Regions from separate parts of the Mus musculus genome. Here region 1 is linked to region 2. A link is a contact called in ENCODE Hi-C data. All regions are on one chromosome and are shown on one strand. Each heading gives the region's core, a stretch centred on a gene start or an enhancer-like site at or near the end of the contact. The rest is flanking DNA. Distances are from core to core; before and after follow the strand shown. Region 1 holds the start of Vax1 (ventral anterior homeobox 1). Region 2 holds the start of Shtn1 (shootin 1).

Region 1 (5,870 bases), core at 1,697-4,196, 94 kb before region 2:
GATAGAGAGTCCCAATGTCTTCCTTTCTCAAGAAAGCATTTGTAGATTCAATAAGCATTGAATGGTGGTGTGTCTCTGCCCTCAGAACTAAGAGTCTCCCAACTTTAAACGGTACAATTTTTCCAACAAAGTTGTTAGAAAGATTCGCCCCCAGCCAGTAGAAATGTGAAATCCTGAACTTTGATCCCAGACAGTCATCAGACAACTTTAAGACACAGAGAACTGGATTTTGTTCACCCCAAATCAGGTCGGTGCAGGATGATGCTTCTAGGAAATGCTCCTGGCTAGTAATAAATAGCATGGCCAGAAGCAAGATTTTATGTTTCTACATCCATCTCATGTCATTTGGGCATGAAGTGAAAACAAATGTCAAATACTCAAAATGTTTTAGTATTAACATTAAGGTCATAGCCATGTGTTTCTTTGAGCACTCTGCATCCCTTGGGGATTCCCGGGAAACTCAAAGCAGGGAGTAGCTGGGAACTAAGTCAGAGCCGACCTGGAATACTGACTTCTGAGGTTAGCCAGAGAGAAGTTCAAATTCTGTATTCACTAATCTGAGGTTTGGACAAGTAATTGAAAGTAATTTGACAAGAACTGAGTCCTCTACTCATTTAGCTCTAAACTGGGATGTTACCTTCCCAAGAAAGGGGTTAAGAATATTAAATGTATTTAGACACCCAATATGGGAGTGCTCAAAACAAACAATCAGCTGCTCCAGGGTTCAAATGAAGGGGCAGGGCCAGCTCCCAAGAAATCTGAAATGGTGAGCTGGCCACTTTTATTTTTTAAAAAGACTTCCTTCCAGGCCTTTGACTTCTCGTGTAGTAGGTGTCCTCCCGGTAACTAGGAGGCTGCAGAGTCCCAAGGCCTAGGGGCCTGAACCATCTAAGATGGTCGATTTCTATCTGGACTGTTGTTGGGGTCTCAATAATTCTTCAAGGTTTTTAAAGTCAGAGTGGGGACTCCCACTTGCCGCTAAGCAGGAGTCCGGACACTTCACGCAGGTTATTCCGTTCTGCCTACCGCCTGGTGTGTGTGTGTGTGTGTGTGTGTGTGTGTGTGTGTGTGTGTGTGTTTGGGCTGGAATTCCGGACCTGCACCCGGAGCAGTACTCCCGACGGATCTCAGCAAGGGCACCCATCCGAAGCCTCAGGAATCCTCCTTCACAGGTGTAGTCGTTGGGGCCAAGGCAGTGGGCGTACCGCACTTCTCCAGTCGGCCGGCTAGCTCGCCAAGGAGAGACCCTTTTCTTCTTTCCGCTTCCTTGCGTTCCTGTGGGGTAGAAGTTCTAGGCACTTGCGGGCCGGGTCTCACAGAGGCGTCCCGCCTGAGGACAGCTCCCGCAGAGATCTATATCTTTGGGCTCTCAATCTGTCCCCGGGATACTCCCCGCTCAGTGAACATCACTCAACATAATCACCCCAAGTATCCCCAATCATATAAAGTCAACTCCCCAAGGTCTGCCTGAGTGCCACAGAAACCTTGGGAACAGACCAAACGCGATTGCTCCTAAGAGACCGGCCGGAGGTGGCTTGGAGAGGAGCGTTGTTACCCGGCTCGGCCCACCCCCTCCACGTTCAGCAGTCTCGAGGGACCGCGGTGGTGGCCGGGAGGTGACAGCCGGACTGTGGGGCGGGCGCAGAGCCCCTCGGAGGCCGCCACACACACTCGCTGTCCTCCCCACTCACTTTGTGCCTCCCACCCTCTCGCCCAGACCCCCGCCCCTCCCCCGCCCGCCTCCGCCCCATTCTTGGAATTGTGTGGAAAAATTCTCAGCCAAACCTCCCACCTCTCCTCGCCTCCCCCCCCCCACTCCCTTTTAAAAACCCCCTTTCCTCCGCGGCCCCTGCACTCTTTGTGAATGAGGGCCGGGAACACGGCCCTTCCCCCGCCCAGGAGCCACGCCAGACCGCCGCACTCAGAGGACTGTTTGTTAATAGTCCAATTAGATAATTGCCATCTTTCACTCCTTTTGCTCCGCATTTCCCATAAAGGAATGAATGGGGAGAGCGGCGTGGAGAGGGCTTCTGCCCCGGCAAGGTGACGAGAAGGGCTGGAGCAAGCTCCTTGCACAAGGCCATGCGCTTGAATTGAATCATTGTGGCCTAATCAATGCTGTTATTGGATTACTGGCTGTTGCTTTTCTCAAAGACATTGTAGCAAGACAATGAAATAGCTAGGGGGAAACTTTTTTTTTGAAGCAGATCTCACAGTTGAGATTTTTTGCTCTCTCTCTCTCTCTCTCTCTCTCTCTCTCTCTCTCTCTCGTATTCCTCCCTCCCTCTACCCCCCCCCCCCCACTCTGAGTACAAAGCTGCCCTTTGAATGGGCTGCCTCAGGGCCGCTGGAGGTGCAGGCATGAAAAAAATCCAACTGGGGCTACAGGAAGAGGGGCGGCAGTTTAAGATGGCTGTCAACGTCGAGGTGTGTTAAGGAGTCGCTTGGGGAGAAAGCTTGGCTTTTTTGGAGTGTGGGGGAGAGACTTTAGGGGGAAACTTTTCTCCTCCCCCCTTCTTTCCCCACCCAGAGGCAACTGCTTTCTATAGCTACAGGGACTGAGGGGGTAACCCCCCCCCATCTGGCTCTATCTGGAGAGTCTAGAGGAACCCCCCTTTAGCCAGTATGTGAGCAGGACGGTCAAAGGCAAAGAGAAAGTTAATAATGCCTGCTAATGGTGTTAGCAATTCAGGATGAATCTTGTCAAAAGTTTTTCTGGAAGTGTGGGTCTTTGATTGTGTTTCCCGAAAGCAAGACCAATCATTTCCGTTTATTCACTGGCTAAACCCCTACTTGATTGGGGACAAGGACAGAAACCATCCATTACGATCTGATATATTATCCAAACAATTTAGTGTATTCGTGAGGTAACTGAAACGTGGGGGCTGCGAAATTACCCGTAATCAATTGCAACAGCGAGTGTGCGTCCCCCCCGGGTGTCGGACAACCACAACTCGGCCGTCTCAGTAACAGGCGGAGCCGCAGCGTTTCGGAGTTGCGCTGTTCGCTACCTGATCGCCAGGCTGGGGACACTGGACGTGCTCAAAGGACGCGGGCGCTGACGAGGCGGCCTCGCCACCGGGATCCTGGACAAGACCCGCCGCCTCTCTACCAGCGCGCCACTCTCCTGTCTGCGCTGACCCTCCGCGGCCGCCGAAGCCACCCCGCGGGGACATTCATTCTGGCGGGCGACCGAGCTTAGGTGCTGCGTTGTAGGGGTTTTGTCCCCTTTTGCTTCTTCTTTTCCCACCCTCCTTCTTTTCTGTGTTTTTTTGTTTTTGTTGTTGTTTTCTTTCTTTCTTTCTTTTTGCCTATGTTCGGGAAACCAGACAAAATGGACGTCCGGTGCCACTCGGACACCGAGGCCGCCAGGGTCTCGAAGAACGCGCACAAGGAGAGCCGGGAGATCAAGGGCGCCGAGGGGAGCCTTCCGGCCGCCTTCCTCAAGGAGCCGCAGGGCGCCTTTTCCGGGTCTGGCGCTTCGGAAGATTGTAACAAAAGTAAATCCAATTCCTCAGCGGACCCAGATTACTGTCGCCGGATCCTAGTCCGAGGTAGGGATGGGCAGGGCTTTGGAACGCGTTCTTTTCGGGGTAATTCCCCTGCCGCAGCTTCGCGTCGCTGCTTAGGGCTGGCGAGGACTTGGGAGAAAGTTGTTGTTGGCCCTTTTCTTTCTTGGGTCCGGTCGGTCGCGGGGACCTGTGCCTGGGGCTCCTCTCAAAGCGCTCTTTCTGGGCCCTAGCAGTCCGGAGGGGCCCCGCAGCACGGTTGCGGGAAGGAATCCAGACCGTGACTGTGGACCGGCCACCAAGCTGGGGCTCGGACCCAGCTCCTCCAGGGGAACGTGCGCGCGTCCTCCGGCCTGCAGGCGTGTGTGCCATGGAGGGCAGAGCGCACCCGATGGAGCAGTGGGCTAGGACCCGTAGCCTCCCGCCGCTGGCCAGAGCCAGCCAGTTAGCTGGTAGGGCTGAGGGCCCTGGCGCTGCGCTCCTGGCCTGGCTGCAGTGGCCTAGAGAGATCGCCGACCTGCGTCGCAGGTCTGCGAATGCCGCCTCTTTGCTTCGCTCGTCCTCGCTCAAGGAGCGGTGTGCGCTCCTCCCGGGCACTGGTGGCGCTGAGGCCCAGCTTCAGCCGGCGCCGCCCCCGCTAGCTGTTAGCCAGGCCCCGCAAGCCGACATTCAGTCCCTCCTCCTTCTGCTGTCTGGACTGAAGCGGGCCGGAGACCCGGGGTAAGGGTGGGGACCACAGGAGTGCAGGCTGCCCTGCAATCTGGGACCATACTGGGAGGTGGGGTTACCAGTAAGAGCCCCTTTGGGCTACTGGGGACTCGGATCACACACCAGAGGCCCCCTAGGCCGGAAGGAGCATTTACCTATTTGGAATTCAGGTTTGTTTTTTGTTGTTGTTGTTGTTTTTGTTTTTGTTCTTGTTTTTTATTGTTTGTTTGTTTCCTCCTCCGGTGTCTGGGAGAACTCTTCAGAGACAGTCTGGTTACTCTCCCAGTTAATAGTATGAAGTTAGCCCCCTTGGCCTCCATACACTCAGAGAATCTCAGCTTTATGATTGCGGCCACCCCATACACTGGCAGCAGCCTACCGGAGATTTGTCCCTAGCTAGCTCTGATCAAGGAGGCAGAGAAAACCGGGGGCGGAGGTTCTGGTGGCTGACGTCTACCCTTTCCTAGATGCCAAGGGGTCTATCCGAGAAATCATCCTGCCCAAAGGCTTGGATCTGGACCGGCCCAAGAGGACTCGCACGTCCTTCACCGCGGAGCAGCTCTACAGGCTGGAGATGGAGTTCCAGCGTTGCCAATACGTGGTGGGCCGGGAGAGAACCGAGCTGGCTCGGCAGCTCAATCTCTCTGAGACCCAGGTACCTAGCTGCCAGGTGCTCACACCACCAGGCTTCCTCTTCCCCTCTCCAGGATGACAGCTTGCCTTTCCTCACAATCTACCTAGCTTTGGACCAAACCTCCCAGGGACGTGGAGGAAACGGAACGAATGGGGACGAAGGTCTTAAGGCTCCCTCCTCTTTATTAAACTGTCTTCTCCTCGTTCACAAATCTGCCAGTCTAATTTCTGCATACCTTGACTTGGCCTAGGGACCCCATATTCTGTCCTTCTGGAATTCTTTTTGACTCTTAGGAATTTTTGGATGGCTTCTGATTTTTAAAAGGCTGTTTTCCCCCATTTGGATACATACCATCTTGGCTATATTCCCAGTAACACCCCATTTTGGGGCTTTTAGCTTTACTCAGCACCTAGATCAATTCTGCAGGAATTAGAAAGCGGTGCCAATTCTCAGAAACCTGCCTGTGCAAAGCTAGCGGCCCCCACCCCTTAAACAGCCAGCCGGACCACCACTCTGGGATCCTAAGAGGCCTGTGCCAATGACAGGGCGTGTCAGTCAGATGGGCAGCAAATCTGGTGACTTGGGTGCCCACCGTGTATATTGTGTCTTTTGCATTTTAGGTCCTCTCCTTACCATAAAGTCCCATGCTGCTTTGGAGCTGACCCTGTGAGCTAAGGGCCCAGAGCATTAGAGGGAGATTTTGTCCCTTCCGGACTGTTGAGGGGTTGGTCAGTTCTCTTTCTAGTTTGTTTTCCTATGCCCAGCCCTGAAGCAGGTGGAGAGCATTTTAGGCCTAAAATCTGGAGGGAATACTGAGAACTGAGGGCAGAACAGATGGGGAAATCTGAGTTTAAGTTGGCATCATAACCTTTTTTTTTTTAATTGTGTTAACCCCCGTTTAGCTTTCAAAGCCTAAATAGGATGGGTTTTCCATACAGCGACTACCCTCCGTTCTAGGCCAGAAGAAGCAGAAGGGAGGGGGTGGAATTTATTTGGTCTCCCCCAGCCTCCTATCTTCC
Region 2 (5,687 bases), core at 2,132-4,631:
GAATTCCAGGACAGCCTGGACAGCTATACAGAGAAACCATATCTCAAAAAAAAAAAATTAAGAGCTTTATTGAATTGTATTTTACCCACCATGTTACATGGATGCTAACAAGGGATATAGGTAACATCATCAATGAAGATAACCAAAGACTTTTCTAAATGGGCAGAATGTACAATTCTAGTTTTGAGGATATCCATAGTTATGCAATCTGAAATACAATGTATTTTAGTTTATTCCCCCACCTCCAATGCACATGCTTTTTAGGAGTCATTGCCTATATTTTCTTTCTCCCTATCCCCAGTTCTATACAAATCATTAGTCAACTTTCTTTATGTGTTTGTTTGTTGTGAGCATTTTATATAAAGGCAATCGTGCAGTAGTTCGGGTTTTTCTGACTGCCTTCTTGCACTTAGAATCATGTTTTTCAAAGTTTGCCCATAGTGGGTCATGTATCACAACTTTGTTTCTTTGCATTGCCAAGTAACATTCAAATGTTACTATTTTTATATCATTGTTAACTTTATGGTAAATAACCCTGCAGGCAAGTCTCTAAGGATTGACTCCCTAACACAGAATGAGTGGGTCAAAGATGACAAATCTCGCTACATCATAGTTTTATCTACATAGTACAGAAAATTACATACATTGTAATTACCAAAAAGCAAACAAGTACTAAATAGCCTCATTGTGCTCCCTTCTCTATCTCCTTCCTTAGAGTCAGATATTCCGTCTTCTATCCCTAGAGACAGCCACAATCCCATGTTTGTTACAAGTCTTTTAGTTCATCTTTAGAAGGTACCTCCTGACCTCATATACGTATATAACACACAAACATTTCAAGATGTTTCAAATTTGATGTTGTTTGATGGTTACTAACAGCGTCAATGCAATGAAACACAAATCCCCGTATGCATTATTAAGCAGAACAAAAACTAATTATATAACTCTATCCTTCCTATCAATATTCATGCCATATAAATAAGTCATTGTAACAGAAGCTCTGTATCCCAAGAAGTAAATCTAATAGTTAGCCTAATAATTCATAGCATGGCCTCAGGATAATAGGGCTTTGTTTTTCAGGTGGCTATTTTAATTCAAAGAGGGTACATGGAATTCATTTCAATGAGCCACCGATTCACTGTGAGGCCAAAACATTTCAATTTGAGACTCTCAAACTCCCCAGACATCATACTGTTGTTGGAATTGACAATTCTATCAGCCATTTAAAAGAGTGGAGATTTGTAAACCAATCTAAATATCAACAGGACATCCTGCTTCCCTGTGATGGAGCTGGAGAAGGTACTTCTGGTTCCTTGGGTTTGGTCATAGGCTAACAAGCTTCATGGCTGCCTTACAAAGCTAGGTAGTTATTTCTGATCACTTGAATCTCCTCTCTCTCTCTCTCTGTGTGTGTGTGTGTGTGTGTGTGTTTCTAGAAATAAATTATCATTCATTTCACAAAACACCTGGTGGCAGCCCATCCTCATATGGTCATGCAATTGGCTAAAAACTCGCATATCTCCTACCTTTCAAGTCCTAGGACTAAAAAGGTAACCCCAGGAGAAAGACCATGTGGTTATCTTTTGGGATCATTGAAGGAGCTCTAACTACCCCAGGCATGTTAACATGTCAAGCATGGCTCTGGCAAGCCTTGCCCTTCTCTTCTATTCCCCCTGTCTTGGCTAAAAACCATTAGATTACATTGCTAAAACTAACCATCAAAATCTATTCCCTTATTTGGCCACTCCCTCCTCCTGAGGCTGACTACCAAGGTTCAGCAATCTAAGTGTTGAAGTCCGGGAAACAAAAGCCCCTTTGACTCACCTAATTAACATGCCCAATTAAAATTAAACACCTCATCCTAACATAGGGTTTCTCCCCTTACCTTATATAAACCACCATTTTCCTATGGGCCATGTCTGGCTCCCATCTAGAGGCTGTCCTTTGTCTTTCTAGGACAAATACCATGTCCCCTCCTCCCTTGTTCCCTTTTCCTTCTCCCTCATCCTCTATCTCCTGTCTTTGTTTCTTACTCCTTGACCTTTGTCCTTTTGGGGCAAATCTTTGGGCAGAGAACTTGGTCTTGTGTGTCCTGAGCCTATACCAATCTTTATGATCATCACTGTAGCTGACTGGAAAATATTTTGAACTTATGAAACATTCTTATGAAACATTCCAGGAAGGACCAAATAGCAAAATCCCCACACTGAAATAATTTCATAAAGTTCCATCTTTCATTCTTTTTACTTAGAAATCCACACTGCCACCTCAGGCCACCCGAACAGTTAAACTATGCATTCTAAACCACTGCCATTTCTTAAAAGGGAATAGCCGATTCTGATTTTTCAACGGTCACCACGAGATGGTATGAATAATGAGTACCAGAAAGATACTGGTAATAGGATCTATGGGAATATCAATACACGTCTCCTGGCAGGGCCACTACCAGCCGAGTTGGGGCGTTTGCCTAAATTGAGACGCAAGGAATGAAGAGCTGGTGTTCTATATGAGTTTAGAGAGGATGAAGAAAACGAGGGCTGTGCAGAAGGCTCACTTAACCCGGATTTATCTGGAGCGCTTAATGATTGGAATAAAGAACTGTGCTTTTCTCAACTTGTTATTAGCAACCATAACACCTGTAATCATAAAAAACAAAAAATCCTCTGCGCAGAGCAGGCGGCATACCTATCCATTCGGTCCACCTTATTGGAGGTGGACCGGATGGATTGTGGGGCCTTAGCGCATGCTAGACAAGCACTTCTATTTTTTAGATTTGATGTTGTGGTCAAATTCCTCTCCCTGTTCAATTTTTTAAATTCTAAAAGAGTATGCTTTATTATTTCCATTCTTTAGACCAATTCCAGAGCTTGGGAGAGTCAAGCAAATGTTAGGAGAACTAGAGTTGGAGAATGCAAGCCTGCCTAGATATGTTTGCCCAGGTCTACCCCAGAGTTGGGTGTAAATGCCACCGAGGGTCCTTAAGAGAGGCAAGGACTGTCTTCAGTCCTTACACAGGAGGCTCCCTGTCATGCAACAAAGTGACCTTGGGTATTCAGAGTGCAGTGCCAGCCTCCCCAAGATGCAAGATCCTCCCACCGGAACCAGATGACCTTCCCTGCAGTTCTGGCCTGGTGAGGCACTTGGAGGCAGGGCCCAGGTTCTGACTCTGGCCTCTTCACACACGCTGGAACTGCGATCAGACTGCCACGCCCCCATCACCTCTTCTCTCTCTCTCTCTCTCTCTCTCTCTCTCTCTCTCTCTCTCTCTCTCTCTCTCTCTCTCTCTCTCTCCCTCCCTCCCTCCCTCCCTCCCTCCCTCCCTCAGACTGCTACCCACTACCCCCTACTCCTCAAGACTGCGGTGACTCAATTAGCCAGACAGACTGCAAACATGCACTTGCTTGGTGGACAGGTGCATGGTGTAGAACAGAGGGTTTTCCAGCCCTGGCTCCAATGAGCAGTGACTGAGAACTAGGATAGGAGCCTGGTCCTCTGGGGTCCGTCCGGTCCTGCTCAGATCCGCTGTCCAGCTCTAGGGTGGCGGACCTGGGGAACCCGGGTCGAGTCTCCATGGTGCGCGCCTCGGGTGGAAAGCCTGGCGCAGCGGCGGCCTTAGCAGAACCGCATACAGCCACCTGGGAGGATCGCAGGCGCCCCAGGGCCGTGACACTTCACCCGCCTCCAGCGGCCCACGCCCCTACCGGGCCAGGCGCCCAGACCCGCCCGCCGCAGGTGGGGCAGCCAGGGCCCGCGAGTAGGTGCGTGGGATGATCTCACCGCGTGCGGCGCGCCAGGAGGAGGAGGAGCGGGAGCGATCCCAACTTCCGGGTAGTGCAGCCGCACGCCGCGCCACCGGCATCTTGCTTTCTGCTCCCCCTCCCCCGTGTCCCCCTCGCCTCTCCCTCCTTGCCTTTTATCCCCAGCCCCACCCGCCAAAATGAACAGCTCGGACGAGGAGAAGCAGCTGCAGCTCATCACCAGCTTGAAGGAGCAAGGTAGGTGGGCCGGCTGCCGCAGGTGCCCAGCAGCGGCCTCGGGCGGGACAGCTCTGGGCGCAGCCGCAGGTGCCAGCCGTGGCCAAGGGACCGTGAGGCCGCCGCGGTCACCCCGCATCCCCAAGCGCCATGGGGTGCAGCGCCCTGGGCGGAGGAGCTGCAGCGTCTTCCCGCAGTGGGATCGCGCGCCCTGCAGGACTAGGGCGCGCGACCCGGGCAAAGGGACACGCGTCGGGCGTGGACAGGGTCAGGGCACGCACCTCAGTCCACGCGGGAGTAGCGAGCCGGGTAGGGTAGGATCGCTGGGCGCCGGGTAGTGGCTCAGTTGGCCTGGCTCCTAGCTGAGGCCGCACCCTTGCACACTTTGGCGTTCCTGGGCCTGCAGCGTTCCCTTCTTTTGGGTTCGGTCTAGTTCCTTTTTCTTTACCCAGCTGGGATTTTTCAGGGAACCGATGTGTTCTTATCACTTCCCATTTTTAGCAATTTATTAGTCAGTGAGTCGACACCCTGCCTGTGTGGGGCTTAATGAGGAAGCGGGGCTGGGGCTGGAAATCCAGGCCGTTTTGCATGCTTTTCTCTACCGCTTGGTAGCTAATGATTGCCATCAGAACATTTGTGAACAAAGCAAGATCCTAGAGACAGTTAATCTGACACACTTTAAAAATACCACGACTAATTATCCTGTTCAAAGTGTGGTTTGAGAATATGGGTCAAGAAAGAGGAACTGCACAGGTTTAGGAGGTAAAAGGTCATGCATGCTCTTTGCTGCAGGACTTGCTAACATTGGAAGGGCCCTGCTCAATGGTCCTATTCCTCTTCTTGACTCAGCTCTCCAGGAAGTTGGTGTCTTCCCATCACTGAGTCTTGTGACTGAGCCAGGTGGCTTAAGAGGTCCTAGCAAGGACTTGAGCCGCTTGCTGCTCTTCAAATCCATCAGCCACACTTCCGCAGAAAGGGCTCCACAGCACTGTACTGTGTGACCTCAGGGGAGTTACCTAACCTCGCTGAAATGGATGAAGCACTTTTCCCTATGTGGCATCTAGAAATCCAGAATGGGTGTTAATTGCTTTCATTTCCCCCTCTCATCTGCAATTAGCCTGAAGTCAGCCCACATCGCACCTGTGACTCAATGGATGGACAGAATGCCTTATTTGTAATCCTTCAAGTATTTTCATAGAAGATTGGATTTCACTAGTATTTACTTTTAATAACAATTTCCCGTGTCTCACACCCGAAGACTTTTGATTCATTACTCTGGACTTATGAAAACTTTTGGTATTAATACCAGATCTTTTGATGGATGGTCATCTTGCAAATGATTGTAAAACAAAGTAAAATATGTTACTTCCTTTTATTATTTTATTGTAATTCTCAGAGTGCACTAACAGTGACCACATCCACACATATCTCCTCAGGCCTTTTGCTGGACTGATGTTTGAAGAAGGGAGGGTTCCTAAGTGTCTAGCGCTTTCTGTTGTGTTGTATTGGAAAACAAATTTGTGGCCTTAGTATTTCTAAAGGTTCTGTTTTCCTGAGGAAGGGCGTACCAGGAGAATAGAACTTAGGTTTGTGTCTCTTGAGAGTACTCTTGGTTTTGGACATTGGACTGGTCACATAGATACTATTTGTTCAGTCTATGGTGAGATTTTCATATCTTAAAACCAGACTGCGTTAAAAGACTTATTTAGGAGT

What was found. Hi-C counts contacts between places; a loop is a spot of excess contacts on that map.
Region 1: a map of left cerebral cortex shows a loop between it and region 2 (1.8-fold over the local background). The contact joins the promoter of Vax1 here to the promoter of Shtn1 in region 2. A Hi-C loop is called at or near these places in 1 of 37 maps with a recorded cell type or tissue (left cerebral cortex).

The regions. Positions count from the first base shown.
Region 1 is chr19:59,167,473-59,173,342 of GRCm38, reverse strand. It overlaps Vax1 (ventral anterior homeobox 1), which reads left to right and starts at 2,946. Exons shown (of 3, transcript NM_009501.3): 1 at 2,946-3,554; 2 at 4,685-4,872. The coding sequence starts at 3,314. It overlaps 4930442E04Rik (RIKEN cDNA 4930442E04 gene), which reads right to left and starts at 1,562. Exons shown (of 2, transcript NR_167767.1): 1 at 1,098-1,562.
Region 2 is chr19:59,073,763-59,079,449 of GRCm38, reverse strand. Shtn1 (shootin 1) reads left to right here and starts at 3,381. Exons shown (of 17, transcript NM_001114312.1): 1 at 3,381-3,995. The coding sequence starts at 3,938.